Regions from separate parts of the Homo sapiens genome. Here region 1 is linked to region 2. Evidence: chromatin loops called from intact Hi-C (ENCODE). Cell type or tissue: heart left ventricle. All regions are shown on one strand. Links, peaks and the distances in the headings refer to the core of each region. The heading gives the core; the rest is flanking DNA. Region 1 overlaps MRC2 (mannose receptor C-type 2). Region 2 overlaps TLK2 (tousled like kinase 2).

Evidence for each region. Peaks named below come from ENCODE experiments on the same cell type or tissue, not always from the same donor. Only the 100,000 strongest peaks of a DNase experiment are listed, where the experiment ranks them.
Region 1: a loop joins it to region 2, with 2.0 times the contacts of the local background. A loop is called at or near these places in 3 of 110 quality-filtered maps.

Annotation. Positions count from the first base shown.
Region 1 is chr17:62,645,659-62,660,860 of GRCh38, forward strand. The region is part of intron 1 of MRC2 (mannose receptor C-type 2); the gene reads left to right. Among named protein-coding and RNA genes, the nearest start is that of MRC2, 26 kb to the left of the region's middle. RefSeq lists enhancers at 6,195-6,906, 6,907-7,617, 8,330-9,040. In heart left ventricle, for the core only: no CTCF peak of the experiment used is centred there; DNase peaks (open chromatin) are centred at 6,893, 7,613 and 8,443; H3K4me3 peaks cover 1,873 bases; H3K27ac peaks cover 2,604 bases.
Region 2 is chr17:62,595,066-62,610,267 of GRCh38, forward strand. It overlaps TLK2 (tousled like kinase 2), which reads left to right. Exons shown (of 22, transcript NM_006852.6): 17 at 1,520-1,609; 18 at 5,586-5,755; 19 at 6,977-7,115; 20 at 11,065-11,176; 21 at 12,976-13,083. Among named protein-coding and RNA genes, the nearest start is that of MRC2, 25 kb to the right of the region's middle. In heart left ventricle, for the core only: a CTCF peak has its summit at 6,551; no DNase peak of the experiment used is centred there; H3K27ac peaks cover 276 bases.

The DNA.
Region 1 (15,202 bases), core at 3,852-11,851, 52 kb after region 2:
GAGTAAGCAGGACCACAGGTGTGCACCACCAACTGCAGCTAATTTTTTTTTCTGTATTTTATGTAGAGATGGGTTTTTGCCATGTTGCCCAGGCTGGTCTCAAACTCCTGAGCTCAAGCAATCCACCTGCCTCAGCTTCCCAAAGTGCTGGGATTACAGGTGTGAGCCACCGCACCTGGCTTTCCCTGTAAAAAACTTTATAGAGATGTTTTCATGTTGTTTCATAATGTTCTTCTTTCATTCAGGAATATGTCATCAATGTATTTCTGCCCAACACTTCTACTGGCTACATAGGGTTCTGTTGTGTGAGTGGACCATAACTTATCCCCTATTGGACATTTAGGTCATTTCTCTGTCCTTTTCTATTTTTTTTTTTTTTTTTTTGAGACGGAGTCTTGCTCTGTTGCCCAGGCTGGAGTGCAGTGGTGCGATCTCGGCTCACTGCAAGCTCTGCCTCCCAGGTTCACACCATTCTCCTGCCTCAGCCTCCCAAGTAGCTGGGACTACAGGCGCCTGCCACCATGCCCAGCTAATTTTTTGTATTTTTAGTAGAGACGGGGTTTCACCGTGTTGGCCAGGATTGTCTTGATCTCCTGACCTCGTGATCCACCTGCCTCAGCCTCCCAAAGTGCTGGGATTACAGGCGTGAGCCACCGCGCCCGGCCCCCTCTCTCTCTTTTTTTAAGAGACAGGGTCTCATTATGTTGCCCAGGCTGGTCTTGAACTCCTGGGCTCAAGCTATCCTCCTGCCTCAGCCCCAAAGTGCTGTGTTTATAGGTGTGATGCCACCATGCTGGGCAGGTCATTTCTCATTGTCACTGATAGAAGTGTCACTGTGTACATCGTAGCACACCAGACTCCTTGCTCAGACCTGAAGTCGGATGTGGATCCCAGTCAGGGTGAAAAGGTGCTTGACCTACGTCAACTTCATGCCTCTGAAGGCACCCACTTCTTTGCTGTCAGCAGTGTCTGCTCCTTGGCACCAGGATTGGATGGTTGGTCTCATCCATCTGGAGCCTCTCGCAGAAGGATCTTCTTTGGTTTACTTGTTTGCTCACCCTCTCCAAATGTGCTGGGTTTAGTGTCAAACTCTGCATATATGAGTTCAAGTCCCGCAGGGTTAAGTTTGAAACAAAGGACAGATGCACACCATATATTCCCTATCTCTTTTTAATTACCAAATACATTAATTGTAGCAAATACAAAGAGAAGAAAATAAAAATCAACAGCTATCTCATAAGTCAGTCATAACCACTGTTAACACCTGGGTATGTACAGTTGTTCTGGAACCCTGATGTACCCCAGAATTGCTTGGGACTCTTGTTTACAATCTAGATATTCCATCACTCCGAGATTCTAATTCAGTAGAACTGCTCTAGGGCCCACACACCGGCATTGCAAATAAGCTCCCCAGGCGATTTGGACACCCAACTTTAAGAACAAGAATGCAAAAGCGTCTTTCTAGACATTACTTGATTTAAAAGAAAATAAAAATGAAGTTATACTATATATTCATTTTTTCTTTTTCTTTTTTTTTTTTTTTGAGACAGAGTCTTGCTCTATCGCCCATGCTGGAGTACAGTGGCATGATCTTGGCTCACTGCAACCTCCGCCTCCTGGGTTCAAGTGATTCTCCTGCCTCAGCCTCCTGAGTAGCTGGGATTACAGGTGCATGCCACCATGCCTGGCTAATTTTTTGTAATTTTAGTTGAGAAGGGGTTTCACTATGTTGGTCAGGCTGGTCTCGAACTCCTGACCTCAGGTGATCCACCCGCCTCGGCCTCCTGAAGTGCTGAGATTACAAGTGTGAGCTGCCGCGCCCTGCCATTTTTGCTTTAAAAAAAAAATCAGCAATAGAATGTGAACTTCTGTGTCTAAATACCCTTTATACATTTCTGTTGTGTGCATAGTATTCCATTAGACGAATATATTTCCATTTACTTAGTCAACACTATATTGTTGGACATTAGTTGCTCCCCCATCATTGCTATTGTAAATAATGCTGTGTGGCTAAATCTTTGTATACATTCTTAGTTCTTTCCTTAAGTTAAATTCCTAGGAAATGAATTCTGGGGTGAAAGTTTTCATTCTTTTGAAGGTTTTTGATAGATGCTGCCAATTTTTCCAGCAAAAAGGTTGCCCCACTGGGGCTGCTACTCCCATGAGCTCCCTTTGTGAGGAGCCGTGAGGTGAGATCTTCCCATCCATGATCTCAGCCATCCCTGCCAACTACCCAGCGGGCAGCACGAGGTACCTGCTCAGTGGTACCTGCTAAGTGCTCAGTAATTGGTCTACGCAGTGGACAGGAGGAGTGTTTTCTTCACTGACCAGAGGAGGACACTGAGAGTGGAGGGGTCAAGTGACTCGCTCAGGAACTGGGACTCAAAGCCAGCTTTGAATCTAGAGCCTGAGTTCTCTTCACCACCCCATCAATTTTTAATTGATATTAGAGAGGGAAGAACAGGCCGGGCATAGTGGCTCACGCCTGCTATCCCAGCACTTTGAGAGGCCCAGGCGGGCGGATCACTTGAGGTCAGGAGTTCGAGACCAGCCTGGCCAACATGGCGAAACCCCATCTCTACTAAAAATACAAAAATAAGCTGGGTGTGATGGCACACGCCTGTAATCCCAGCTACTCAGGAGGCTGAGACAGGAGAATCACTTGAACCCGGGAGGCGGAGGTTGCGTGACTGCGCAAGGGTCCTGGTGAGGGTCCCAGGTCAACTCCTCCCGTCCCAGTGTCTGCCAGGCCAAGGGGTGTGGGCGCTGCCCCACCTCTTTCCACACTTTCCCTTCCAGCTGCGTTGTGAGTGACCTCATTTTCCCTTTACAGCTGCCCTTGGAGTTTATTTCTGCAGAACCGGAATGTGGCTGAAAGAGTGCACACCCTATCTGCCCTGCCCTAGCCCTTCCAGAGAGCCCCCTACTTTTCCCTGACACACCCTCCTCTTCTCCTTGCATCTCCCTCCTGGGAGACCTGAGGAGGGGTCCAGAGTTCAAAGACAGAAACATATGGTGGTGGCAAGGGACTGGGCACCCATGGGAATTGGGGTCGGGGGAGGACTTTGCATCTGGACCGTGGGTTTATTTTTCTTTTAATTCTTCTGAAGAGCAGCTTAAACACTGGAGTCCTTGGCCGTATTTCCTCTTATCGTTTCTTCTTATCCAGATTGCAGTGTCTGCTAAGCCTGGTTCCCAGGCTCTCCGCTGTGAAACACAAACAGATTCTTGAGCTCGCTGCCCAAAACTGGGCAGAGGTTCTTGCTTAAATATCAAAAGCAGTAATGGCCTTCCATTACTCTGTGCTCCCCAGGTACAGAGGGACAGGAAGCCTTCTCTCCCTTTGTCCTCCCAGAAACCCAGGAGACAGGTCTTATTCGTGTCCTTCCCAAATCGAGGCTTGCGGAAGTGAGGCAGCCAATCCCAGGGCCCAAGGGCCCAAGCAGAGGTGCGAACCTGGGTAGGTCCACATTCTAGAGCTGCCCTCCCAAGCCCTCCACCATGGTGCCTCCTGGAGGTGGGGGCAGGCCCGGCTGATCTGTCGTCACAGAAGTTGGCAGGTGCTCAATCTTTGGCTAGAATTTTAAAGGGAGATCTTGAAGGTTCCCAAGCAAGAAGGATTCTAAATTCACTTGACTTTAAAGAGTGCCATTTGGGCGCAGTGGCTCATGCCTGTAATCCCAGCACTTTGGGAGGCTGAGGCAGATGGATCACTTGAGGTCGGGAGTTCAAGACCAACCTGGCCAACATGGCGAAACCCCGTCTCTACTAAAAATACAAAAATTAGCGAGGCATGGTGGTGGGCGCCTGTAATCCCAGCTACCTGGGTGGCTGAGGCAGGAGAATCCCTTGAACCCAGGAGGTGAAGGCTGCAGTGAGCCAAGATTTCATCACTGCACTCCAGCCTGCGTGACAGAGAGAGACTCTGTCTCAAAAAGAGTGCCGTGCCTTGCTTTTAGAACCAAACAAGTGATCTTTGAATGTTGCCATGTCAGGAGGGCAGGGAATTGCCAATGTGTGGAGCAACAGCTCATTAGGAAACGTGCCTTGATTTCTCAGTCATATTGTGCTGTGCTTCAAATGTGTCTCATGTCTCCTATGCAGCGTGTCACAGTGTCATTTGACATCAATCATGTTGGCAGGGCAGCAGACCCCCCCCGCCCCACCGATACATACATTTTTTGTTTTGTTTTATTTTGAAATAGATACAGCCTTCTTGTCATTCTTTTTTTTTTTTAATTTTTTTTAAAATTTTTTTGAGACAAGAGTGTCGCTCTATTGCTGAGGTTGGAGTGGCACTATCTCGGCTCACTGCAACCTCCGCCTCCAGGGTTCAAGTGATTCTCCTGCCTCAGCCTCCTGAGTAGCTGGGACTACAGGCACCCGCCACCACACCCGGCTAAGTTTTGTATTTTTAGTAGAGACGGTGTCTCACCATGTTGGCCAGGCTGGCCTCGAACTCTTGGCCTCAAGTGATCTGCCTGCCTCTGCCTCCCAAAATGCTGGGATCACAGGCATGAGCCACCATGCTTGGCCGTCATTCTTAATAGACACCAGGATACTGAAAAATGCTTTGCCACTCAGAAAAACAAGGGTACAAGCATGATACTATATGGCCACTCTCATTCCACTTCAGTGTGTGTGTATGGTGGGGGCACAAAAGGGATGGGTGGAGACTGTGGCAAACCGGTGAGCCCACACCCCTCCCAGGTGGGCAGCTGCACCAGCTCTTGTGGCTGGCACCCTGCAGGCATGCTGCCTCGACTGGAAATCTACATTTTTATGTGTAATCTCTCTCACACATCCTGAAGCCAAACACAACTTGCCTGTGGGCTATCATCTAAAATTCGGAGGCTAGCTGGAGTCCGCTCTGGAATAAGTCTGCCTGGCCATCCTTCCCAGCTCTTCCCCTTATTAACTGTGTTATCAAGATGTTAATCTCTCAGTTATTTAATACCTCAGTTTCCTCATCTGTCAAGTGCAGATCAGAATTTTGCCTACATCTGAGGGTTGTTATAAGGATTAATGAAAAGCCTTGGAACCCACTGTCTGGTGCCTGGACGCGCATGGTTAATGCCTGGCATTCTTTGTGTCTCTTTTTACAAGCGCAGGGTGACCACAGGTCCCAGTTTGCCGGGGGCAGGCCTGGTTCATGCTTGTGGTGCTGGTGTAATGATCACTAACTTGCCATTTCATTGTCGGTATTGACGTAAATGATATGATTTGCCTAGAGAAGCAAATACTGGCACAGTGCTGTTTAGGACTCTGATGAGGTTTAGACCTAATAGAAAGGCCATGGTCCAGGTTCCTTGAACATCCCTGGACAAGTCACTTAACCTTTCTGTGTTCAGTTTCCCGTTCTAAACGATTGGCAAGATGAATTCTAAGATCCCTCCATTCACAGTCATTCTGTCATTTGACAAACATCTTTTTTTTTTTTTTTTTAAACGCAGTCTCGCTCTGTCGCCAGGCTGGAGTGCAGTAGTGCGATCTCGGCTCACTGCAACCTCCGCCTCCTGGGTTCAAGCAATTCTTCTGCCTCAGCCTCCCAAGTAGCTGGGACTACAGGCGAACGCCACCACGCCCAGCAAATTTTTGTACTTTTAGTAGAGACAGGGTTTCACCATGTTGGCCAGAATGGTCTCTATCTCTTGACCTCGTGATCCACCCACCTCGGCCTCCCAGAGTGCTGGGATTACAGGCGTGAGCCACTGCGCCCGGCCGACAAACATCTTTCACAAGCTCAGACTCATGCCAGGCAAAGGTCCAGGGCATGGAGAAGCCAGGGGCAGAGCCTGGGTCCTCAGTGGGCACTTGGCCAGTGAAAACCTCCAGTGCAGGTTGTTGGGAATCTCTACCTTTTTTGTCAAGTGTTACTTGAAAGACCATTACCAAGAAATTGAATTGAAAGTTAATTTTTTTCTCCTTCTTTACGGAGACGAGTTTCACTCTGTCCCCCAGGCTAGAGTGCAGTGGTGCGATCTGGGCTCACTGTAACCTCCTCCTCCCGGGTTCAAGCAATTCTCCTGCCTCAGTCTCCTCAGGCATACACCACCACATCTGCCACCATACCCAGCTAATTTTTGTATTTTTATTAGAGATGGAGTTTCACCATGTTGGCCAGGCTGGTCTCAAACTCCTGGCCTTAAGTGATCCACCTGCCTCGGCCTCCCAAAATGCTGGAATTAAAGGCGTGAGCCACCGCGCCCTGCCTGACTGTTAATATTTTAAACCTCAGTTTCTCAGGAACTAATCATTCTGGTTGAATACATTTTGCTACACATTTCTTTTGTTTGTGGGGGGGTATCTAAGTTGTTTTTTTCTTTTAAGTCAGAAAACATAAATTTTCACTATGGAAAATTGTAAATTACAGAAAGGCCCAAAGATTTTCTTCATTTCTGCTGACTCTTCAATGAACCAGAGGGGCACGTGTAATATTTCCGCTTTCGGTTACTCCCCACCCCACACACCTTGTAGACACTTTGTCAAAACTACATTTTAAAAAAATGCTTTCCCCCAAATTCGTATGGATGTCTCCTAATAAAGTCACGCAGTCACTCACTGGTTCGTCCTCAATCAACCAGGCGTGGAGTCCTAACCTGTCCATGATTTTAAGAAAGGGCAGGCGCACAACACCCCCGCACGGAGAAATGAACAGGTGTGGCTCGGCAGAGGCCTTCCGCACCTGCGTTATGGAGTGGTGGCCGCTGTCGGCGATGGGGTCCCCGCGAGGGCACAAGTGATCGCGTGGCCACGGCGAGGCTCTGCCTCCGCCCCCGCGCTCCGGGTCCCATTCCCGAATTCTGCCCTCAGCGGCCTGGTCAATGAGGTTGGATCGTTGGCCCAGAAAGCCACTTCCTGCCGCGACTGGAGCCAGCCGTCGTTGTGAAAATTCCCCCCACGGGGAAGGAAGTGGCTCTTGGGCTGTTTATTTTGGCTGCGGGCTAGCAGACGGCGCCAGGGGCAGCGGCCACGCAGACCGGGCATTTGTCTAGCTGGGCGGGAGGCGGCGGAGCGGGAAGTGCCACAGATTGAGGGGCGCACGGCGGTGGAGGGAGGGGCGCCCAGTGGAGAGGGGGCTCACGGTGACAGAGGAAGTGGCGCCGCTTGGGGGGGTGCACGATGGCAGGGGGAGGGGTGCTCGGTGGAGGGAGGGGCACACGGTGGCGGGGGGAGGGGCGTGCCGCAGATTGAGGGCGAACGGTGGCTTGGGGAGGGGCGCTCCTTGGAGTTGGGGGCGCACGATGGCGGGGGCAGGGGTGCCCCTTGGGAGCAGAAGCAGAGAAGACTCGGAACTCCAAGAGCAGGTGGATCTGGGAGCCCCAGATCCTGGGCACTGGGTTGGGGGAGAAAGGGGTCAAGGTGTGCCCGCCCCCGGGATGCTCGGACTCTGGGGATCCAGGCCTGGTGACCCCCGGTGAGGAAGAGCCAGTGGGAGGAAAGGGCCGGGCGCTGCCCGGAGCAGAGGCTGGAGGCGAGAGCGATTGCTGCTTGCTGTAGCGCGGCCGCTCTCCAGTTCCTCCGGCAAGGGGGGCCTGGGGGAGGACTGGCCGAAAATACTGTGATGCTTTGGTCTAAGACAAAAGCCAGCAGGGGATGAGATCAAACACCATGACACTGCGAAGGGGAAGGCCAGCGCGGGTGAGGATTTGCCTTCCCAGAGAACCCCAGGGGCGGGGCTAGCTTCCACTCAGCCCGCATTACCCCCACCCCCGCCCCCACCCCCGGGGCGGGGTCTGGAGGATCAGCAAAACCGCGGGAAAGGTGACAGTCGCCTTCCCCACCACCGCCTGCATTTAGTAGGTGGAGGGACAGTCCCACCTCTCCACCCATTCCCTGCCAGAGTGTGATTTAATGTCTTCCTAGAACACAGGATATCACAGTCTGCAGCACAGAGATTTGAAGTGGGGAGAAAAGCATCTCTGGAAATGACTGGTGGGGGAAGCCCGCCACTGCTCTACAAAGGGTGGCCTGTGACAGCAACAGCGCAACACTGGGACTGTGTGTGTAGGTTTTAGGCACAAGCACTTTAAGCTGTGGGAGGAAAGCAGTTTGGCCTGGCTGGGATGGAGGGGCTGTTGGGGAGGAGGGAGGAGGGTGTGAAAAGGGGAAGGTGGCCGGTAGAGGGAAACCCACCATGGTTCAGGATGTCGGTGGGGATGTTGCACAGTTGGGCGGGGTATTGGGCTTCGATATCATGTAACCCCCGTCCTCCATGGAAGCAATGCCCCCCTCGTCCAGCCCAGGATCTAATGTGCATGCATGTACGTGGACACAGTCTCTAGCCAGGGGTGGTGCAGGGTGGGGTGCTGGGTCCCCAGGGTTGGCCTCTTAGCAGGGTGGGGCTGGCAGCTTCTGCTGACTCAAGGACATTTCCAGGCCTGGCCTGGAGGTTAAGCAGCTCATTGAAAACAGCTGCTCCTCTTGGCTGGCGGCCCTTTCAGGCGGCCTCTGGCTCTCCCTGGGATGACCCCTCGCCTCTGCGTGGCCTGGGGAGGGGCAGTGAAGGGAGAGAGGCTCAGAGGCTGGAGGCCACCCTGCCATGCCCTCAGGGATGGAACTGAGTCCCCTCCAGGGCTGGCCAGCTGTCCTCCAGCCCCCAGCTTTCCAGGAGCTAAGCCAGGTGGTCGCTGGGCCCTGCGTTCCTGCCTGCAGCCTTTGCTCCTGCGGTTGGGCAGCTTGGACCGCCTTCCTTGTCCTTGGAATGCCTTCCTTGTCCTTGTCTCTGCTTGTGCCTTTCAGGGTTTTATGTGACATGCCTCTCATTCAACACATATTTGTTGAGAGTCCGCTGCATGCCAGGCACCATGCTAGAATTAACTTCTCATCTGCCTCCTTCATCTGTGATGTCTTGTGGAGAGCAGCCGTCTTATCTGAGGTCAGACCTCTGGCTGCCTCTGTGGATGGGCTGAGTCCGGGGAAACTGCAGCAACAGCTGAGGGTTTTGCTCCAGAGACACAAACTGTTGTCAAGCCTTTGCACTCAGCCTCGCGACTTCACCAAAGCATTGTGTGCCTTGAAGCAGACAGGACGGGAGAGGAGGCCTCAGTGACCATCAAGGAGGAAGGAGATGGGTTACTCAATGTAGGGCAAATTGCTTTAAAACCCAGTTGCCCATGAGCACAGGCATGTTTCCCAGGTGATGACCTGGATGTCTGAGAAACAAGAAGTGTGGACTACATCAGAAATATTCCTATCAAACTAGACACGGTGGCTCACACCTAGAAATCCTGCACTTTGGAAGGCCAAGGTAGGAGGATCAGGAGGTTGGGGCCAGGAGTTCAAGATCAGCTTGGGCAACAAAGCAAGACTCCGTCTCTACAAAAAGTAAAAACAATTAGCTGGGGCTGCGTGCGGTGGCTCACACCTGTAATCCCAGCACTTTGGGAGGCCGAGGCAGGCGGATCACGAGGTCAGGAGATCGAGACCATCCTGGCTAATGCGGTGAAACCCTGTCTCTACTATAAATACAAAAAAATTAGCCGGGCGTGGTGGCGGGCGCCTGTAGTCCCAGCTACTCGGGAGGCTGAGGCAGGAGAATGGCATGAACCCCAGGGGTGGAGCCTGCAGTGAGTGGAGATCGCTCCACTGCACTCCAGGCTGGGCAACAGAGCAGACTCCGTCTCAAACACAAACACTTTGGGAGGCCAAGGTGGGTAGATCACGAGGTCAGGAGATTGAGACCATCCTGGCTAACATGGTGAAACCCCGTTTCTACTAAAAATACAAAAAAATTAGCCGGGCATGGTGGCGGGCGCCTGTAGTCCCAGCTACTCGGGAGGCTGAGGCAGGAGAATGGTGTGAACCCTGGAGGAGGAGCTTGCAGTGAGCCGAGATCGCGCCACTGCACTCCAGCCTGGGCAACAGAGCGAGACTCCATCTCAAAACAAACAAACAAACAAACAACAATTAGCTGGGCATGGTGGGGTGCATGCCTATAGTCCCAGTTATTCTGGGGGCTTAGGTGGGAGGATCACTTGAGCCCAGGAATTCAAGGCTGCAGTGAGCTATGATCATGCCACTGCACTCCAGCCTGGACAACAGAACGAAACTCTGTCTCTTTAAAAAAAAAAAAAAAAAGAAAAAGAAAAGAAAAAAAGAAAGAAAGAAATATTTCTATCACACTTCATTTATCTGGAAAGTTCATTTCTATCTATCACCTTCACCCCCAACCGTGCAGACTTAAACTTTTCCATGGATTGCTTCATGAGTTCAGCCTCTCCAGCTTCATTATAAACGCATGAGGGCAGAGGCTGTATCTTCTTTTGATTCCTAGGCTGGAATGCAGTGGCGTGATTATAGCTCACTACTGCCTCAGACTCCTCGGCTCAGTTATTCCTCCTGCCTCAGACTCCCGAGTAGCTGGGACCACAGGCACATGCCACCACACCTGGCTAATTTTTTTTTGAGATGGAACATCACTCTGTTGCCAGGTTGGAGTACAGTGGTGCAATCTCAGCTCACTGCAACCTCCGCCTCCTGGGTTCAAGCGATTCTCCTACCTCAGCCTCCTGAGTAGTTGGGATTACAGGTGTGCGCCACCATGCCCCGCTAATTTTTGTACTTTTAGTAGAGATGGAGTTTCACCATGTTGGCCAGGCTGGTCTCAAACTCCTGACCTCGTGATTCACCCGCCTCGGCCTCCCAAAGTGCTGGGATTACAGGTGTGAGCCACCACGCCCAGCCTACACCTGGCTAATTTTTAAATTTTTTTGTAGAGACGGGATCTCACCATGTTACCTAGGCTTGTCTTGAACTCCTGGGCTCAAACGATCTTCCCACCTTAGCCTTTCAAAGTGCAGGGATTACAGGCATGAGCCACTGTGCCCAGCATCTGGTTCATTTTTAATTTCCCTTACAGTGCTTCATAAATGATTATCATCTGTATGGGATAAGAAAGCCCCCAAGGGAGCAGCCAGAAGGATGATTAGGAGAATGGGCTGAGGGTCCAGCCTCCAGGCACCTCCTCTGACATGGCCTTGGTGCTGCAGCCGACCCAAGAGGCTGGTCTGACAGGTCAGAGGAGGTCCTAGAGCAGTAACCTCCCAGGAAATAAGGAGAATGGGACAGAAACCCAATGCAGACAAGCTAATTAAAAAAGGAATGCAGGAGCCCAGCTGGCTGCAGATGATCCTGAGTGTTTCACAGAATGGAGGAAAGAGCCTCAGGGATTCAGGGACAGGACATCCAGCATCTTTGGGACTCACTTCCTCTCTTTCCATCTCTTTGTCCCGTTTCACTCTGCTTCTCTTTATATATTATCCCCTCATCGTAGGAAGCATGGCCATTGGCAGCCCCAGCCTAGCAATCTTAACAAAAAGGGAAAGCTTTATGTGTTCCAGGGGAGTTCTCTGATCAGCCCTGTTTGAGTTATGTGCCCCATCACTGTGGCCAAGGGGATAGACACTGTCATCAGCTCAAGAGTGAGCCTTGTGCCCACCCACACATCCACATAGCCAGAGGTACACAATACAAGGAGAACAAGAAGGGGATGGGAAGTTTCCTGGGCAGATAAAGGCAGCTCAATGAGGTCACAGATTGTTATCGTTGCCATGTCTTCATTGTAGAGCCCAGCGCCCTGCCAGACCATATGGTGATAAGGGCTGGGATCATGTCTATATTGTTCACAATACCCTCAGTGCCTGATGCCCTGCTGGCATCTATGAAATTCTCAATACATCATTGTTGGATGAATGAATGAATAAATGAATGAATCACACCCAGCCAGTGCTCAGTGCACAGCTCCCTGCCTAGCTTCATTCATTTCTCCATTTACTCAGTAAGAACATATTGAGCCACAGCTTGATGCGTAGCACTGTGCTAGGCATGGGTTGATTGCCTACAAAATGCAAGAAGTGGTCTTTGTCCTTGGGGAGGAGAATCCCAAGATCCTTGTGAGGGGCCCTGCACCTTCTGTGGGGGGCACTTTTGCTCCCTGCACTGACACCTGATGCTCCCATGCATATGGATGAGGCTGGGGGGTGGGTGAGGCTGGAGGGGCCCTCTCTGGATGGGGGTGGGGGGCATCAGGCCTCTGCACTCTGAGCTCCCTCTGCCCGCTTTGTATGTGCTTGATGAAGCACGGGTACAAAGAACACAGAGCCAGCTCTCAGGACGCCTTTTCTCTTTCCCCAGCAGTTCCAGCCCAGCCTGAGCGTGCACTCCCCCTCCACTAGGCCTTGGAGAAAGAGCCTCTTTTCATTGAGGGCCCAGGCCCACCGGCCACTTCGGGTGGAAAATGCTCTCAAGAACCCCCTGACCCCGGCTTGGCAGAGTCCCCCCGGATCCACCTACAGGAATCCCCCCTCAGCTTCTCCTTTGCTTTGCAGAGCTCCTGCACGCCTCTCCTCTGCTTTTTGATTCCTCAGCCTTTTCTCATTTGCTGCCAAATGAGAAAATGCAAGAGGTTGCCTTTGTCCTCTTTTGCTGCCAAATGAGAAAATGTGACCTGTGTTCTTCAGTGCCTCCTCCACATTGCAGTCTTCAGATCTCTGCCCAGCGGAGTCTCTCGGCCCTTGGGAGGCACAGAGCTCCTTGTAACGCCCCCAGACACCTGGGATTTTAAAGGTTTGTTTGCTCTTATGCCCGGCATTTCTCCTCTAACTGGATTACAAATCCTGCGAGGGGAGGGACGGTGCTGCGAGTTTCCTTGTGGTCCCAGCATTGCCTGGAACATGCCATGCACCTAGCAGAAAGTTGGGTGGATTTGAACCCAGAGCCTAGGATGTCAGAGGGAGGAGGGGCCTTGAAGCTGTGCCTCATGTGACAAAGGAGGAAACTGAGGCCTGAAAGGTACTTCTGTTGGACATTCTAATCCCGTCCCCTTTCTGGACTTCAGTTTCCTCTGTCAAGTGAGGGGAGGTTGGCCTGACCCTGGGAAAAGCCCCTCCCGACTAACCTGGACCTCTTTCAGACCCTTCATTCACCGTTTGCTACAACTGCTACAGCCCACCTGGCATTGATTTAGCACACTTGTGGATTTTCTGGCTGGGGAGGAGAGGAAGATAACGTCCTCTTGGGCTATTGTGGGCTCACGTGAAGTTTTGGGCTTCGTTTTCCAGTCGTATCTCTGAGAAACATCTACAAAACAAGCAATAATTTTTTTCCTTTTCCGGCCCCAGGCCCCTTTGGCTACCTCCTGCCAAGGCCATTTTCTGTTACTACTGCCTGGAGTAGAGTTTCTGAGAACCAGATACCTACTCCTTAAAGGAAGCTTGGGCAGGCATGGATCAAGTCCTGGAGCTGGTTTCTGGTTTCTGGTGGGTGGCTGAAAGGTGACCTAGTCTGTTTGGGTTGTTATAACACAATACCGTTAACAGATGGCTTGTAAACAATAGAAATGTATTTCTCATGGCTTTGGAGGCTGAGAAGTCTAAGATCAAGGTTCCTGCCGATTCAATGTCTGGTGAGGGCCACTTCCTCGTGGACAGCTGTCTTCTCACTGTACCCTCACATGGTGGAATAGGTGAGGGTCTCTCTGGGGTGTCTTTTATTAGGACGCTCATCCTATCCATGAAGGCTCTTCCCTAATGACCTAAGCACCTCCCAAAGGTCTCACATCCTAATGCCATCACCATGGGGGTTTAAGATTTCAACACAGGCCGGGCGTGGTGGCTCACTCTTGTAATCCTAGTACTCTGGGAGGCCAAGGTGGGAGGCTCACCTGAGGTCAGGAGTTTGAGACCAGCCTGGCCAACATGGTGAAACTGCGTCTGTACTAAAAATACAAAAATTAGCTGAGCATGGTGACGCAGGCCTGTAGTTCCAGCTACTTGGGAGGCTGCTGAGGCAGAAGAATCGCTTGAACCGGGGAGGCGGAGGTTGCAGCAGTGAGCAGAGATCGCGCCACTGCACTCCAGCTGGGGCAACAGAGCGAGACTCTGTATCAAAAAAAAAAAAAAAGCTTTCAGCACATGAATTTTTGGAGGTTGACACATTCTGTTCATGGCAGGAGGGAAGGAGCAGGTTCAAGGCAGGGGACCCAGAGATTAGCTGTGGCAGTTGTCCTAGGGGTACTTTAGGAAGCTCACTTTGTCCTGCCCAGAGAGGAACCCCATCCAAGTGCTGTTAGAGGACAGAGGGGCAGGGTCCCTGCCCCAACCTACATTCCCATGGTGGTGTTTTGAGCATCAGTGACAGGAGCTGTGGGTACTATGTTTTAGGAAAATTAATCTGGCTGTTGGAACAAGGAGCAGAAAGATAGGCTGGTTGTTTGTGATTATTATCTAGGCATGAAATTCGTTCATTCATGCATGTGTTCATTTGTTCCTTCAGTATTTAAGCATCACTGTGTGTCAGGCAGAACTGTAGGTGCTGGGGTTACAGTGGTGGAGAAGACAGAAAACAAGAGTGTCAGATAGCGAGTTCTGGTTCTGGAAGTGGCAGAGTAGCTTGTGTCAGTCTAACTCTCTGGCCAAGAATGCTTTTAGACTAAGGGAAAATTATAAAATATGGTGATTATGGTGATTTGAAGGCAATGAACAGCAATTAAAACCAGACAGAGGTAGAGAGGAAAAAATCCTTGAAAGTAAAAAGTAAACCTGGCACATTTAACCAGCTTTTCCCTGAACACACTACCTGGTTTGAGGAGCTCATACAGAAAGTGGCAGTTTTACCGGTTAGAGCTTGGGGCCACTAGAAAGGCTAACATTGAGAGGAAATGTTAGGAAAGCAAGGAGCCATAGAAATTCCTTCTACAGATTCTCCTTAAATCCTTGGTGACTCCTGAACTGTGCATTTGCAGGGTAGGGTTCTAAGCAGCCCAGCAAGAAACAGCAGCTGGGAGGTAGAGGTTTCAGTTGCTATCTGGTGCTGAGGAAACAGAGTTTAAAATTTAAGTTCCACCAAGTTTGAGGGGCTTAGTAATCACCTAAGGTTTTCTTTTGAAATCCCAGAAGGGCCTCACCTTATGATTAAATCCAAGGTTAAGAGCCACATCTGAAGACTAAAGGCAAAACTCAAACAACCCCACCCTAGCAAAGCTTAAAACCAAACCTCCACAAGAGCAAGGTAATCCACTGGTAATTTAACTGCCTGCCATAACAAAATCCAGCATTCTTTAGAGGAAGATTTTTTTAAAATCCAGATTCCCTTTAACATAGCATCCCTGACGTTCAGTATACAACAAAAAAGTCCAGACTCCTTATGACATTATCCACAATGTCCAGCATATAATAAAAATTTGCAGATAGTAGGCAGCAGG
Region 2 (15,202 bases), core at 2,300-10,299:
ATTCTCCTGCTTCAGCCTCTTGAGTAGTGGGGATTACAGGTGGCCACCACCACGGCCAGCTAATTTTTGTATTTTTAGTAGAGACGGGGTTTCACCATGTTGGGTCAGGCTGGTCTCGAACTCCTGACCTCAGGTGATCCAGCGACCTCAGGTGATCCACCCGCCTTGGCCTCCCAAAGTCCTGGGATTACAGGCATGAGCTGCCGTGCCTGGCCCCCTTTTTTTTTTTTTTTTTTTTTAAATCAGCGTTATAACAAAATGATGTTATTTAAGGGCCTGCTGTATAGTAAATACATAAACCAATAATGTATTCATTTATTATCATTATCAAGTGTTATATACTGTAGATAATTGTTAGGTGCTAGACTTTAATATGGCTGGCAGCACAGTAGGTTTGTTTACACCAGCATCACCACAAGCGCGAGTAATGCATTGTGTGGTGACATCATGACTGCTGGGTTACCAGGTGATAGGAATTTTTCACCTCTGTTGTACTTTTTTTTTTTTTTTCTTCCTCAGTTCATGGGAAGCTCTGTTATACTCTTATGGGACCCCGTCATATGTGTGGCTTAGCATCATTGACCGAAGGGTTGTTCTGCAGTGGATGACTGTATCAAATTCGCCATTCTAAGAAAACTGGGGTTCCATAATTTCACATTTCATATTTTATTAGAATAAAGTAAAGCTAATAGCACTTAAATTGTTTTTGTAAGAAGGATTTAAAAACAAAAAATACAAAGTACTGCTAATTGATTTATGTAACAGATAATGCTTTAACCTAAGGGGTTTACATGCTAAAAATGACCCCTTTGATGTTACCCGAGCATATATACATTTACAGATATGATGTATCAGCTTTAGAGGAGGGGGGAAAATAACCGTCCTTGTTATTTTAAAATCTATGATACTTGAGTATACGTGGAAAAGAGGTGTGATTATCATAGAATGAACTTGAAAGGGATGAAAAGGGTTGACATCCATTCACTTAACAAATATTTGAGCACCTGTTATTTTATTTTATTTTATTTTTGGAGATAGAGTCTCGCTCTGTCACCAGGCTGGAGTGCAGTGGCGCGACCTCAGCTCACTGCATCCTCCAACTCCTGGGTTCAAGTGACTCCTACCTCAGCCTCCCGAGTAGCTGGGACCACAGGTGCGCACCACTACGCCCAGCTAAGTTTTATATTTTTAGTAGAGACGGGGTTTCACCATGTTGGCCAGGATGGTCTCCATCTCTTGACCTCGTGATCCACCTGCCTCGGCCTCCCAAAGTGCTGGGATTACAGGCGTGAGCCACTACGCCCAGCCAGAGCACCTATTATTTTCTCAATGGCTTGGTAGATTCCAGTGGAGAAAATAGGATGAGCAAAGAGAAAAGTCAGATGAGGGACCAGATGGACCTGAATGGAATTAACATGTGGAGACAATAGAGAAATGATTGAATATTTAGGAGGATCTTTGAAGAGTTCTAAAAGGCAGGCCAATATACCTTCTTGTTAATTTTCCCTTTTGTTTACAGGCATGCATGTAGGGAATACCGGATTCATAAAGAGCTGGATCATCCCAGAATAGTTAAGCTGTATGATTACTTTTCACTGGATACTGACTCGTAAGTGCTGTGCTGTTTTACCTTAACAGTTATATTATTTTCTTGCAATGCTGATTGTTCATGGAATAGAGCTGAACTCTGGGTCCAGGACATACCCTCTGAGGGAACCAAGTAATTTGTGACAAATGATCAAACATAAATTCAGATTTGGATCAGCAAGAAACCTCTAGGCCAAAGGACATGTGCACTTGTGTGCCAGTAAATGTTTAACAGCCAGCTTGGTATGAAGAGAGACAGGGCTAATTTATAGTGTTTGCCAGTTTCCGTGGTGTAGATATTCCTCCTGTGTCTAATTTTGATGTACCACCTGTTTATTTTTGTTTTTTTTTAAACATCTTAATTATAATTCACATACTGTATGATTCACACATGTAAAATATACAGTTTAGTGGTTTGTAGCATATTCATAGATACATGCAACCACCAGAGGCAATTTTAGAATTTTTTCACCATCTCAAACCCCATCATACCTTTTACTACTATTCATCTATTCCACCATTCCATCCCTCTGCCCTAGCCCTAATCTGTCTGTTTTATCTTTATAGATTTCCTATTCTGGACCCTCATATGCATGGAATCATATAGTATGTGGACTTTTATTACTGGCTTCTTTCACTTACCATGGTGTTGTCAAATTTCATCCTTGTAGCCTGTGTCAGTACTTCATTCCTTTTTATGGCAAAATAATATTCCATTGTGTGGATATACCACATTTTGCTTATAACGGTTTGATAACCAGCTCACAAAATTCTTGAAAATTTAAGTCAGCTCTTGGAAACTGGCATGAGTTGGTGCCAGCATGCCACTGACGTGCACTAGTGAGTGTAGACTGTTCAAGAGAGTTTCTGCTCACCCCAGAGACTCTTATGAACATTGACAGACCTTTTTAAAAAGTACTGGCCGTGTGATTTTATCCTAGACTGAGATAAGAAATGTGGCACTAATGAAGACAAGGCTCAGTGCTACATGTTGAAATACAGGCTCATAGGCTTATAGGATGTTAGAATAGGAAGGGATCTCAGAGTCCAGCCTTTTCATTTTATAGGTGGATTTTGAGGACCAGAGAAGTTAAATAACTTGTCTGAGATAGTTATTAATTGTGGGCATTGCTATATTTTGTTACTTGGTATAGGTAACCTCCCGTGCCTCTGGGTTTATCCAGCAGTTTAGCTGGATATATCTCAGCATTTGGAAATGTTTCTCTGTAGAAGTCTGAACTGAATCAGAATATACCCTAGGTCTAGACTTCAGGTTCCCTCAGCCTCCCAGGGTAATTCTAGGAGTTTTGGTCTGTTCTAGCCAACAGTCTCAGATATGGCTGTGCAGACAGCTGCCTTACATTTAGAAATAACCCCAAAGAGGACTATAATTCCCTTTGGAAACATGACCTGGGCCATTCTCTCAGGGATTTCTTCTCATTTGGGTAGCCCTGGCACTGAGCTTAGCCATGTGTGTTTCACGTGGAGTGGAATTTTTTTAAAAAGATCTAGTTAGAAGGCAGGATTGGGAAACAAGGGGCGGGGCATGACATTACTGTTTTGCCTTGAGCAAATTTCTTGAATACTAGGTAGACCCCCCTCTCTGAACTATTAAGTTCAAGAACTATTTCAAAGTTAAATATCAGGCTCAAATTATCTGCTGTTTTGAATTGTATACACACTTTTAACTAATGTGAGAAATTGAGTTGGTTCTATACTATTCTTGAGTTGATTACTTTGTTCTTCCTATTGTATGTATGATGAATTTTCACCAAAAATAAGTCAGACCATGATTTTTAGAACATCTTCTGAGAATTGTTTGGGTATTAAAAGTGAGGCTTTATTTTCTTTTCTTTCTTTTGTTTTGGTTGTTTTCCTTTTTTTTTTCCTGAGATGGAGTCTCACTCTGTTGCCCAGGCTGGAGTTCAGTGGTGCGATCTTGGCTCACTGCAACCTCCACCTCCCAGGTTCAAGCGATTCTCCTACCTCAGCCTCCCATGTAGCTAGGATTACAGATGCACGCCACCATGCCTGGCTAATTTTTGTATTTTTAGTAGAGACAGGGTTTCACCGTGCTGGGCAGGCTGGTCTTGAACTCTTGACCTTGTGATCCGCCCGCCTGGGCCTCCCAAAGTCCTGGGATTACAGGCTTGAGCCACCGCGCCTGGCTGAAAGTGAGGCTTTATTTTCAACTTGCATTTGGGTGAAAGAATCATTCCATTGAGCATGAGTCTATATTTCAGATTTCAGAATCTCAGATCAGAGGAATCTATAAATTTCAGACATTTCTTTTTTTAATTTTATTTTATTTGAGATGGAGTCTTGCTCTGTTGCCCAGGCAGTAGTGCAGTGGCATGATCTTGGCTCACTGCAACCTCCACCTCATGGGTTCAAGCAATTCTCCTGCCTCAGCCTCCCAAGTAGCTGGGATTACAGGCATGCGCCACCATACCTGGCCAATTTTTTGTATTTTTAGTAGAGACAGAGTTTCACTATGTTGGCCAGGCTGGTCTCAAACTCCTGGCCTCAAGTGATCCACCCATCTCTGCCTCCCAAATTGCTGGGATTACAGCAGACATTTGTTTTCAAATAGGGTGTTAGCATGCCCTGCCATGTTTCTTAAGATACATAAGATATTGTTCAGTTTGTGGTGTCCACAGGACCATGTGTGTCCATGTTCAATTGCAGTGCTTTATGAAGGCCTCAAATTGCTCAGTGGCCCATAGCGCTAGACCTGAGTCTGTTTGCTCTCAGTTCTGTTCCTCGCCCTTTCGCTGCTCTGTATCTTTGGGGGGTTAGCCCGTGTAGGCTGTGTTTATCAGGCCCATGTGTCCATTGGTGTTCTGTTGGTTTCAGCCAATGGGAAGGCAGAAATGGGAGGGGGTCTCCACCTCCTCTCCCTCCCCGCAATTCTAGTTTCCCCTGATGACCCTGGGTTCTGGTTTCACCATCTCCTCCCTTCTGGCCTGCTTGCCTGAGGGTGCTAATGGCTTCCTGCTGTAGATGATCTCTAGGGTGCCTCACTGACCAGTTTGTCTTCTCAGCTCTTCCATCATCTGTATGATCAGTTCCCTGAATTAAAGTCTCTCTGTTTTAAATGTTCAGGTGGTTTTTTTTTCCAGGCTAAACTGACTGATACACCCACATTGTCACAACTTAGAAAACTTCAAAACGTATTCATCCCTCAGGAATATTCAAACAGTTCAGGACACCTTACTTCAGAGTATAATGCCTTGGAAGATAGACACGTGACCTGTGATGCCACCAATGGCATATGGTTTTATGTATGGGTCTGTATGACATATTGACATAAGGGAAGGAAAGAGAACCCACATACTTTTGTTAGAACCATAGATACTATACTTTACAAGCTCTTTTACACCTTGTGTTTAAGAGAAATTGTAGTGCAGTATTGTGCCAAGCTGTCAGAAGACGTAGTATGCAGTCAGTTTTTGGGACGTGGGCAAACTCTAGATTCTTACTCATTGCCAGCACTCAGGGTTATATAAAATGTTTGCAGTGCGAATTGTGTACCTAGCCAAAATTGCGCCACTGCACTCCAGCCTAGGCAGCAGAGTGAGACGGAGTCTCAAAAAAAAAAAGAGAGAATTGTGTACTTGATCACATTCTGGTTGTTTAGACGTGGATGTGTGGCATGGGTGTGTAAAGGAGCCCCTTCCAAGAAGATACCTAGCTTAAATACATTATAGTTCTTATCAGTATTCTTATAGTCTAGACTCAAGAAGAGGTCTGCCATGGGTGAACTTGAGCACAACAGATTCCAACATTGAGGGTGTGGAAACTCTTCAAGAGAATAAGCAGTTTCTTACCAGAAACCCCTCAGCTAATACTGAATAAACAATTGAAGAGTATTTTAAGGAACAAAGAAGAAAGGAGTGAGAAGCTGATGACCTGAAGTTTTCACATGGGACTAATTTAGGTAGTGTTAATCTGCTTGCTCTTATTCCATGGTTAAATATTGGTTTATTTGTCTTTAGGTTTTGTACAGTATTAGAATACTGTGAGGGAAATGATCTGGACTTCTACCTGAAACAGCACAAATTAATGTCGGAGAAAGAGGCCCGGTCCATTATCATGCAGATTGTGAATGCTTTAAAGTACTTAAATGAAATAAAACCTCCCATCATACACTATGACCTCAAACCAGGTATGTCTAACTTTTAGGAGACAGTATTAGTGGGTTTTCTTTGGTCTTATAAGTGACTTTTAATTTGATAAAGTTAGAGAATTTCACAGCAGCCAAGAAAGGCTAATAACATCTGACTTTTGATTGCCTGGGTAGGTGTGGGAAAAAAGAGTCCTGGCCAAGCAGCACTGGGTTTAGGAGGGCGTGTTGGATTAAATACTCTGGAGAAACAATACCTTTATCTTTGGAGCCAGGGCAGTTCATGATGTAAGTCTCATTAAGAAAGAACTGTTGCAGCAAGTTCAGTTTTGTTTTTTTCCCATGACTCCTACTACATAACAGTCCCTCTGCTTCAGGTCTCTTTGATAAGAGCCCCCAAATTAATAACTTATTTTTACTTATATGCCTCCCATTTCAATAAATTTCAAGCAGAATTTTTCATCTTTTTGTATGGTTATTATCTAGCTTTGATGTTCATCAGCAAAGAGTACAGGGCAGCTAGAGTCCTTACCTCTATTTTTTATTGTTATCTTCAGCTGTGTTTTAGAAATCTGCATAGTTCTATAGACAACTCTAACAGCTTAGCTTGGGCATTAGGAAGATGGTCCACATTTACCTTCTGGTGTTGCAAAATTGTAAACTTTGCTTTACTCTTCTGGTAGGTGCATATTGCGTCTCATTGACTATTCTCTAATGTTCTAATACAATTCAGATGACTAAAACATTAATTATGATGAAGAAATTTTTTAAAAGATGGCTATTTTGTGAATGAATTTTCCATAACTGAATTCAACACTTTCCTGCAATGGGAGCTGTAGGCGGTGCTGTGGTGCTAGCTTTGGTTTCCTTACATGGTTTCTTTGATTCCTCCCCCACACCCCAAGTGCTGTTCTAAACAGGGTAGTTTAGAGATCCTCACTGAAAGTTCAGATGAAAGTTTCCCATCAGTTTTGACCAAGTGAACAAGGGTATTTTACTTTGGCCAGTTATTTTTATTTCCAGAGCTCATCATAGTGGTGGTTTTGGCACATTAAGCAGGTGATTCTTGGAAAATAGAAGTTTCAGCAGATGCTGAGGACTCTCCCTGAGTATCCAGAGTCCAGATTGCTTGATTCCCAGGATTTGGATGTTTGCTTTTGCAAGAGTTTGAGTTCAGTTGTCCCCTTCTTATCTGCTATTACTTTGGGTTTTTCTCTTAAATCAGTAAGTCTCTGCTTATTCATGAAGGTTTTTATTTTTTAGGTAATATTCTTTTAGTAAATGGTACAGCGTGTGGAGAGATAAAAATTACAGATTTTGGTCTTTCGAAGATCATGGATGATGATAGCTACAATTCAGTGGATGGCATGGAGCTAACATCACAAGGTGCTGGTACTTATTGGTAGGTATCCAGGAGCTCTGCCAGGTTGGCTATAGAGATGTGGCTCTGCTATGCTGAAGTGTTGATAATGAATTAATTGCTGTATGCTATCTGCTAGGCAAAAATGCCATAAACCAAAGCAGACTTTCTCCCCAAATCATTACTGTCTTTTCAACAGTTTGACTCTTGGTATTTATATTAATTTGTCTTAATTTTTCTTTCCTTTCTTGAAAATCCTTAAGAAAGAGAGCTTATATGTGTCCAGGTATTTGAAATGTATGTTTTTTGTACAGAGTTGGCCTTGCAAGTCAGTAGAGAACAAGGTTGCTCATGTGTATATAAAGAATGGCCCCAAAATCTTTCCGTCCAAATACAGGTCTCTCTTCATGGGTTAATGGGATAAGGGATTTGTCTCAAGAGTTGCCTGAGGATGTTGGACTGTAGGGAGTTATGAAGATCAGGATGAAACATAACTATAGCGCATATGAAATCTATACAGGAAAAAGTGACTACAATTTACCAGAAGTTTATCCATGTCTGTTAGCCATGATCTAAAAGTTTTTGAGGCACATTTCTTCACATCTCTTGTCACCTGTCTTCCCCTAGCCACCCGCACCCAAGCTACCTCTGCCTGCCAGTTTTATGCTTCTATTTCTGCCTACTATTACCTTTGGCCATTAGAACCATAAAAGATACCTGAAACTCAGGCCTTTAACTCTATGGTTGTAAAAGTGTGTTAATAAAGCTTCCTCTTCCATTTTGAGGTGGTCACACAAGCCACATATTGGTGTATATAAAGAATGGCCCCCAGTTTTTTTTAGTCCAAATACAAGTCTCTCTTCCTGGCTTAATGGGATGAGGGATTTGCTTCAAGAGTTGCAAGAGAAGGCTCTATAGCACCAACGGAGGGGCAACACATGTTATTTGTACCCTAGGGAAGGTGGTCAAATCACTTTATCTTTGGAACTGAAAGGTCCTAGGCCTTAGCAGAGAGTACTGACTGTCTGGGAATCAGAGGTAGAGGAGGAAGCAGAGGGGCATGGCGTTCACAACACAGCATCAGCCCTGTGCTCATCGTGAAGCCTGCCAATAACACCATGGACACAATGCCCCGGTTTCTGTTGCTCCTTACTGCTTGTGGAAATGGTACCTGTTGTAAAAAGTCAGTCCCTAAATTAAAACTTTGAAATTACAGATTTAAAATAGAAGCTGCATTTACAATGTTTATTCACTGTGGTGGTTATTGTGGGCTAGTGTTCCTGTCACTAAGTGATACAAAAATATCTGCTGCTGGAAATTCTAGAAACAGGTCTATACCTCTGCTATATAAATTCACTGGAATTTGGATTTGAGCTTTGTGTTTGATCTTTTTTTTTTTAAGGCACAGTTTTTTTGCATTTAAAATAGTTACTGCTGTAGTTGCTTACCTACAAAAATTCAGTGATTAGAATTTAAGTAAAAATTATGTGATGCTAGGGATTTTGCTTCAAAGTAGTCTGTTGGGAGAAATGGTGGAGATTGGCCACATGTTGATAATTCTTGAAGCTGGATGGTGCTTACTTAGGGGGTCATTTTACTGTTCTTTCTGCTTTAGATTATAGTTGAGATTTTTAATAATTTAAGACAGGGCTTCTGAGAAGATTAAGTGTTACAGGTTTCTATGAAGGTTTGAAGAGTCTCCAAATTGGTAGAAATACTGTCATAATCACTATCTTCAGTATGTCAGATAAAAATAATCCTGAAGGGTATAACAAATTATAAGTAACTATTTGCAGTATTTACTGGTTACAGAATTCTTCTACATTGAATACTTTATTTATTTATTTATTTATTTATTTATTTATTTATTTATTTATTTATTTGAGACGGAGTTTCGCTCTTGTTGCCTGGGCTGGAGTGCAATGGTGTGATCTCAACTCACTGCAGCCTCCGCCTCCCGAGTTCAAGTGATTCTCCTGCCTCAGCCTCTCAAGTAGCTGGGTTTACATGCACCCGCCACCACGCCCAGCTAATTTTTTTGTATTTTTAGTAGAGATGGGGTTTCACCATGTTGGCCAGGCTAGTCTTGAACTCCTGATATCAGGTGATCCACCCGCCTCGGCCTCCCAAAGTGCTGGGAATATAGGCGTGAGCCACCACGCCTGGCTGAATACTTATTTTAAAGAAGTGACCCATAGACTATGCCTTGAGAATAATTGTTTTTTTGTATGGGGATTTTGATTGTGATGGAATATGCAACTATATACATATATATATATATATTTTTAGCACAGTTTAGTATCATAGAGCTGTCTTTTACTCTCCTCTCAAAATCCTTGATAGTAAGTTAGAATGCTTATTATTTTCAGTATTATTTGGATGAAGAATTAATTTCATTCACTTACAGGTGGAGAAACTGAGACCTAGAAAGGGATTTGCCAGACATGTACAATCAAGTGACAGGTCTTTTTATATTCTAAAAATCTTGCTAGCCAGGTGTGGTGGCTCATGCCTGTAATCCCAGCACTTTGGGAGGCCAAGGCGGGCGGATCATGAGGTCAAGAGATCGAGACCATCCTGGCCAACATGGTGAAACCCCGTGTATACTAAAAATAAAAAAATTAGCTGGGCGTGGTGGTGCACGCCTGAAATCCCAGCTATTCGGAGGTTGCAGTGAGCTGAGGTCACACTACTACACTCCAGCCTGGCAATGGAGCGAGACTCTGTCTCAAAAAAAAAAAAATCTTGCTAACTTATTTTTCTGCATTTGGATGAGTTCAACAACTCCTATTCTTTCCTGCCACTGCCATAAAAAAGTCACAAATATATTTAAATGGTCATTTTAGAATTAAGGTTATACTTATCCAAGATCATATTTAAGTTATGTATATTAAAAAATCAAGAACTGGCCAGGTGCAGTGGCTCATGCCTGTAATCCCAGCACTTTGGGAGGCTGAGGCGGGCGGATCACGAGGTCAGGAAATCGAGACCATCCTGGCTAACACGGTGAAACCCTATCTCTACTAAAAATACAAAAAATTAGCCCAGCGTGGTGGCACACGCCTGTAATCCCAGCTACTTGGGTGGCTGAGGCAGGAGAATCGCTTGAACCTGGGAGGCAGAGGTTGCAGTGAGCCGAGATCGTGAGTGAAGTGGGACTAGTGAGAATATTTACCACTCTTAGGAAATTGAGAACTATTTTGATGCCCTATAGGGACATTACTGCCTCCCTAAGTTAGAGTGTCTTTTCTTACTTTGAGATGGGGGTCTCACTCTCTTGCTGGAGTGCAGTGGCATGATCTTGGCTCACTGCAGTCAACCTCCCCCAGGCTCCGGTGATCCTCCCGCCTCAGCTTCCCAAGCAGCTGGAGCTACAGGGGTGTGCTACCAGGCGCAGCTAATTTTTGTATTTTTAGTAGAGATAGGGTTTCGCCATGTTGCCCAGGCTGGTCTCAAATTCTTGAGTTCAAGCGATCTGCTGGCCTTGTCCTCCCAAAGTGCTGGGATTACCACACCCCGCCTAGAGTGTCTTTTCATTGACTTTCCATATAAGTCTAAGTTGACTGTTAAAATTCATATATTTTGGCCAGGTGTGGTGGGTCACACCTATAATCCCAGTACTTTAGGAGGTCGAGCTGGGAGGATCACTTGAGTCCAGGAGTTTGAGACCAGCCTGGGCAACACAGTGAGACCCCACTGCTACAAATTTTTTTTAAAAACTACCCAGGCATGGTGGTGCCTGCCTTTAATCCCAGCTACTTGGGAGGCTGAGGTGGGGAAACCACCCGAGCTCGGGAGGTTGAGGCCGTAATGAGCCATGATCACGCCACTGTACTCAGCCTGGGTGACAGAGCAAGACCCTGTCTCCAAAAAAAAAAAAAAAAAAAACGATATTTCTATTTTCAACAAGATATTTTATTTTGTCTTTTTGTACATGTCTTAAACTTATATGATCATTATTCTAATAATTTATATTTCTTTTTTGTCCCAGGTATTTACCACCAGAGTGTTTTGTGGTTGGGAAAGAACCACCAAAGATCTCAAATAAAGTTGATGTGTGGTCGGTGGGTGTGATCTTCTATCAGTGTCTTTATGGAAGGAAGGTAAGTTAGAAGGTTGATGGAGAAGCTTGATCTCTTTCTTGGGTGGCACACACACACACAGTGCCTTGGTATGGATTAGTCTATTGGAGTTAATTATTGGGTTATACAAAATAGAATCCTGAAAGGAGTGGTTTAAAGAAAATACAGACTTAATAATACAAGCCTTATTCGTAAGCAGAAATCCTCAACCCTAGGGCACCTAATGAGTTCTGCGGGGCTGTTAAAAACATGCACTTTTGCTGTTCTCAATTAGATCTGGAACATGTATTTATTCTGATAGTGTGTATAGGGATTTACAAAAATCGTTTATTTATTAAAGTATACAATCTTCCCAAGAACCTGGGGGCCCCAAGAACCAAAACTCAAAATATCCCCAGAATCTTTATCGCCAGCCATCCCATTAGTTGAACCTATTATTAATGAAAGCGTGCTTTATATTTCTATACTGGGGAGATGGTGTCAGGATGTATTCATTGTTACCTCTGATCAAGGTGACATATTTCAACAAGTGGTAAACTACACCTAATGAATTGTCACATTTGTTTTTCCTTGTGAACATGCCTTATAAATGTATATATTAGGATCCATTTGTGTATTTATGTTCCTATTGCTGTTTTTGTGTGTTTGTTTGTTTCAGTGTTTCCCAGTAGGCTGTGGGTATAAGCCAGATGGGAGTTCTGTGTGTCCTTTGAATTCTTAATATTTTGATTACATTCCCCAGACCAGGCTCTTAATTCAGATTATACCTTCCTCTTTAGCTTCTCCTTGGTCTTTTTTTTTTTTTTTTTTCTATCTCACCTCTCTAAAACAGGGAAACTATTCAGAGGTAGTAGGCTTAATTATTATTTACATTCCCTGACAATGTTGAATTGCTGCCGATAACAGCAGTAGAAATTATCTAGAAATAACTGTTTGAGAGAGATCTCAGTAGAACCAGTATAGAGAGACTTGAGTTGAACTTGTTTTTAAGAGTTTATTAGAAAATGGCAGCTCGGTGACCAGGCGTGGTGGCTCACACCTGTAATCCCAGCACTTTGGGAGGCCGAGGCAGGTGGATCACAAGATCAGGAGATCGAGACCATCCTGACTAACATGGTGAAACCCCGTCTGTACTAAAATTACCAAAAAAAAAAAAAAATTAGCCGGGCGTGGTGGCGGGTGCCTGTAGTCCCAGCTACTCGGGAGGCTGAGGCAGGAGAATGGCATGAACCCGGGAGGCAGAGCTTTCACTGAGCTGAGATCATGCCACTGTACTCCAGTCTGGGCGACAGAGCGAGACTCCATCTCAAAAAAAAAGACAAAGGAAATGGCAGCTCGGCATAGTTGAAGCCATTAAGTAACCCCAACTCTTTCTTTTTCCCACTCTGTCCTTACCCCTCTTGGTTTTGACTTCCTTTCCTTCTCTTTTTCTGTTTTTTGAGTTGGCCTGAGGCACAGGTGTGTATTTCTTAGGGCCGCATGTATCCCTCAGAGCAGGTGAGGTTGCTGGGTCCTGCTCTAGATCTCCCTTTTCTCTGGTGTGAGCAAAGCTTAGCAGAGCATTAGGATATAGGAGATGCTGCTTCTGGTCCCCACTCTGCTTTGACCTGGTAGTTGAACTGTGAGCAAGTTACATATGCTCTGAGCTCTCAACCCCTTTTATCTATAAAGTGAGAGAACTAGAGGGGATTGTCTCCAGAGTTCCTTGCAGCAATTCAAATTAGAAGATGTCTTATCCTTTTCCTTCCCTGGGGTATTGAATTGTTTTCTCTATAATTTTCATCAGAGGCCTACATTATTTGTTTGTTTTTATGTGACAGCCTTTTGGCCATAACCAGTCTCAGCAAGACATCCTACAAGAGAATACGATTCTTAAAGCTACTGAAGTGCAGTTCCCGCCAAAGCCAGTAGTAACACCTGAAGCAAAGGTAAGTTTTGTTTGACCCATTGGCCAACAGAAACGGCTGCTTTGCTTTCTGTATTACTTTTTTGGGTAATAGTGGATGGATTCTTCAGTGTGAAATTCAGCAGTTAATAAAAATATTAGGATAGGCATGAATTAATGTTCCTAAGAACACTTGACAGAAGAACATTGCTTACACCCTGACCACCCCATCCCCAGTTCCAGTAGAAGGAATGTTGATAGGTGGGTGTTTTAATCTGGAAAGGCTCCCTAGAGTCAGAAAGGGAGGGAGAGCAGACTCCAGTTGAGAGAGAACAGGTGTGTGGATGTCACGAAAGATACCCAGCTTCATCTGTATTCAGGGATTATGATTAATTTGGGGAGCTAATGCCCATGTAGGAGAAATTATATAAGAGTACTAAGGCATTTGTATTAGTCTGTTCTCATGCTGCTAATAAAGATATACCCAAGACTGGGTAATTTATAAAGGAAAGAGGTTTAATTGACTCAGCTCAGCATGGCTGGGGAGACCTTAGGAAACTTAGGTAACCACCCCCATGATTCAGTTACCTCCCACCAGGACCCTACCATGACACGGGATTATGGGAACTACAATTCAAGATGAGATTTGAGTGGGGACACAGCCAAACCATATCAACATTATAGGGTTAAACGTCAGGTGAATGGTAAGCAGTAAATTCTGTTGCAGTTGGTGAGGGCATAAAAAACTCGTGAGGCAAAGGAAACATGGAATGGGAAGTGGTGAAAAGGAAGCTATAAATAATCACTCATCCTTGCCACATCTGTAAACCAAGATTCTAGTAGCCAGCCTACTTTTTCCTTGCTATTTTATTTATCTCTATTTATTAACCAGTTCTACTTAGGTGAGTGGTAGCCAGCCCCATTGGGTGCTGTGGTCATTTAGCATTTTTAAAGTCAAAGTGAGCAGTTATAAGTCTTTTGTTGTTGTTGGTTTGAGACAGAGTCTCACTCTGTCACCGTGTCTGGAGTGCAGTGGCATTATCACGGCTCACCACAGCCTCGACCTCCCCAGGCTCAGGTGATCCTCCCACCTCTGCCTCCCAAGAAGCTGGGACTACAGGTGTGCACCACTGCTCCTGGCTATTTTTTTGTATTTTTTGTAGACAAGGGGTTTCGCCGTGTTGCCCAGGCTGATCTCGAACTCCTAGGCTCAAGCCATCCGCCTGCCTCAGCCTCCAAAGTGCTAGAATTATAGGTATGAGCCACTGTGCCCAGCCAGTTACAAGTCTAATCTCTTTCTTCGGTGTTTGATCTCTGCCGTTCCCTCACAGTGTACCTATGTGACATAGGTTAGGAAAGAACCTCTTTTCCAAGTGGTTTAGCTGCCATGTCACAGGGTAAGAATTAACATCTTTAGCAGTTGTTTATAATTCCTGACTGATGGCTCCCTGTCCCCATTGTTCAACAGTTTAAGTACTGCATAACCAAGAAATCAAATCTGCAAGGGAGAAGTCCCATGACACATCCCTAAGGCAAATGCTGATTTCCTGACTTGTCCTAGGAGAGCTGGAGAGAGGCTCAGCTTTGAAGCCTGGTTAACCTAATTTTGGTGTCAGCTCTACACTCAGTAGTAGCTGTGTAACTTTAGGCAAGTTAAACCTTTTAAGCTGCTTTTCCTTATCCATAAAAACAGAGACAAAAACATCTTCCTTAAAAGGTGTTAGTAGCTAGGTGCAGCGCTGTGCACCTGTAATGTGCTATGATCATACCTATGAATAGCCACTGCACTCCAGCCTCAGCAACACAGTGAGACCCTGTCTCAAAAAAAGAAAAAGAGAAGGGTGGTTGTGAGGTTTAAGAGGACTGGTAGCACCTAACCCTTGGCAGATTCTCTAGCTAGCTGCTCTCACTACCCATGCCACAGCTGCCACCCAGAGTCGATACTGAGGGACTTGAATACATTGTCTGGTAGATGTTTAATTCTCCTAATCTGTCAGGTTTTTCAAGACTATTTCTTTATATAACTTTTGTCAAATTTTCATGTTTATTCAATAAATAGGTGAACAAATGTCTCCAAAACTTTAGAGTCTGTTAGATGAACTTGTTGTGAAGAATACAGAAGTATCTCCAAATGTTTCTGTGCATTATCTCCTGTGTCCCTG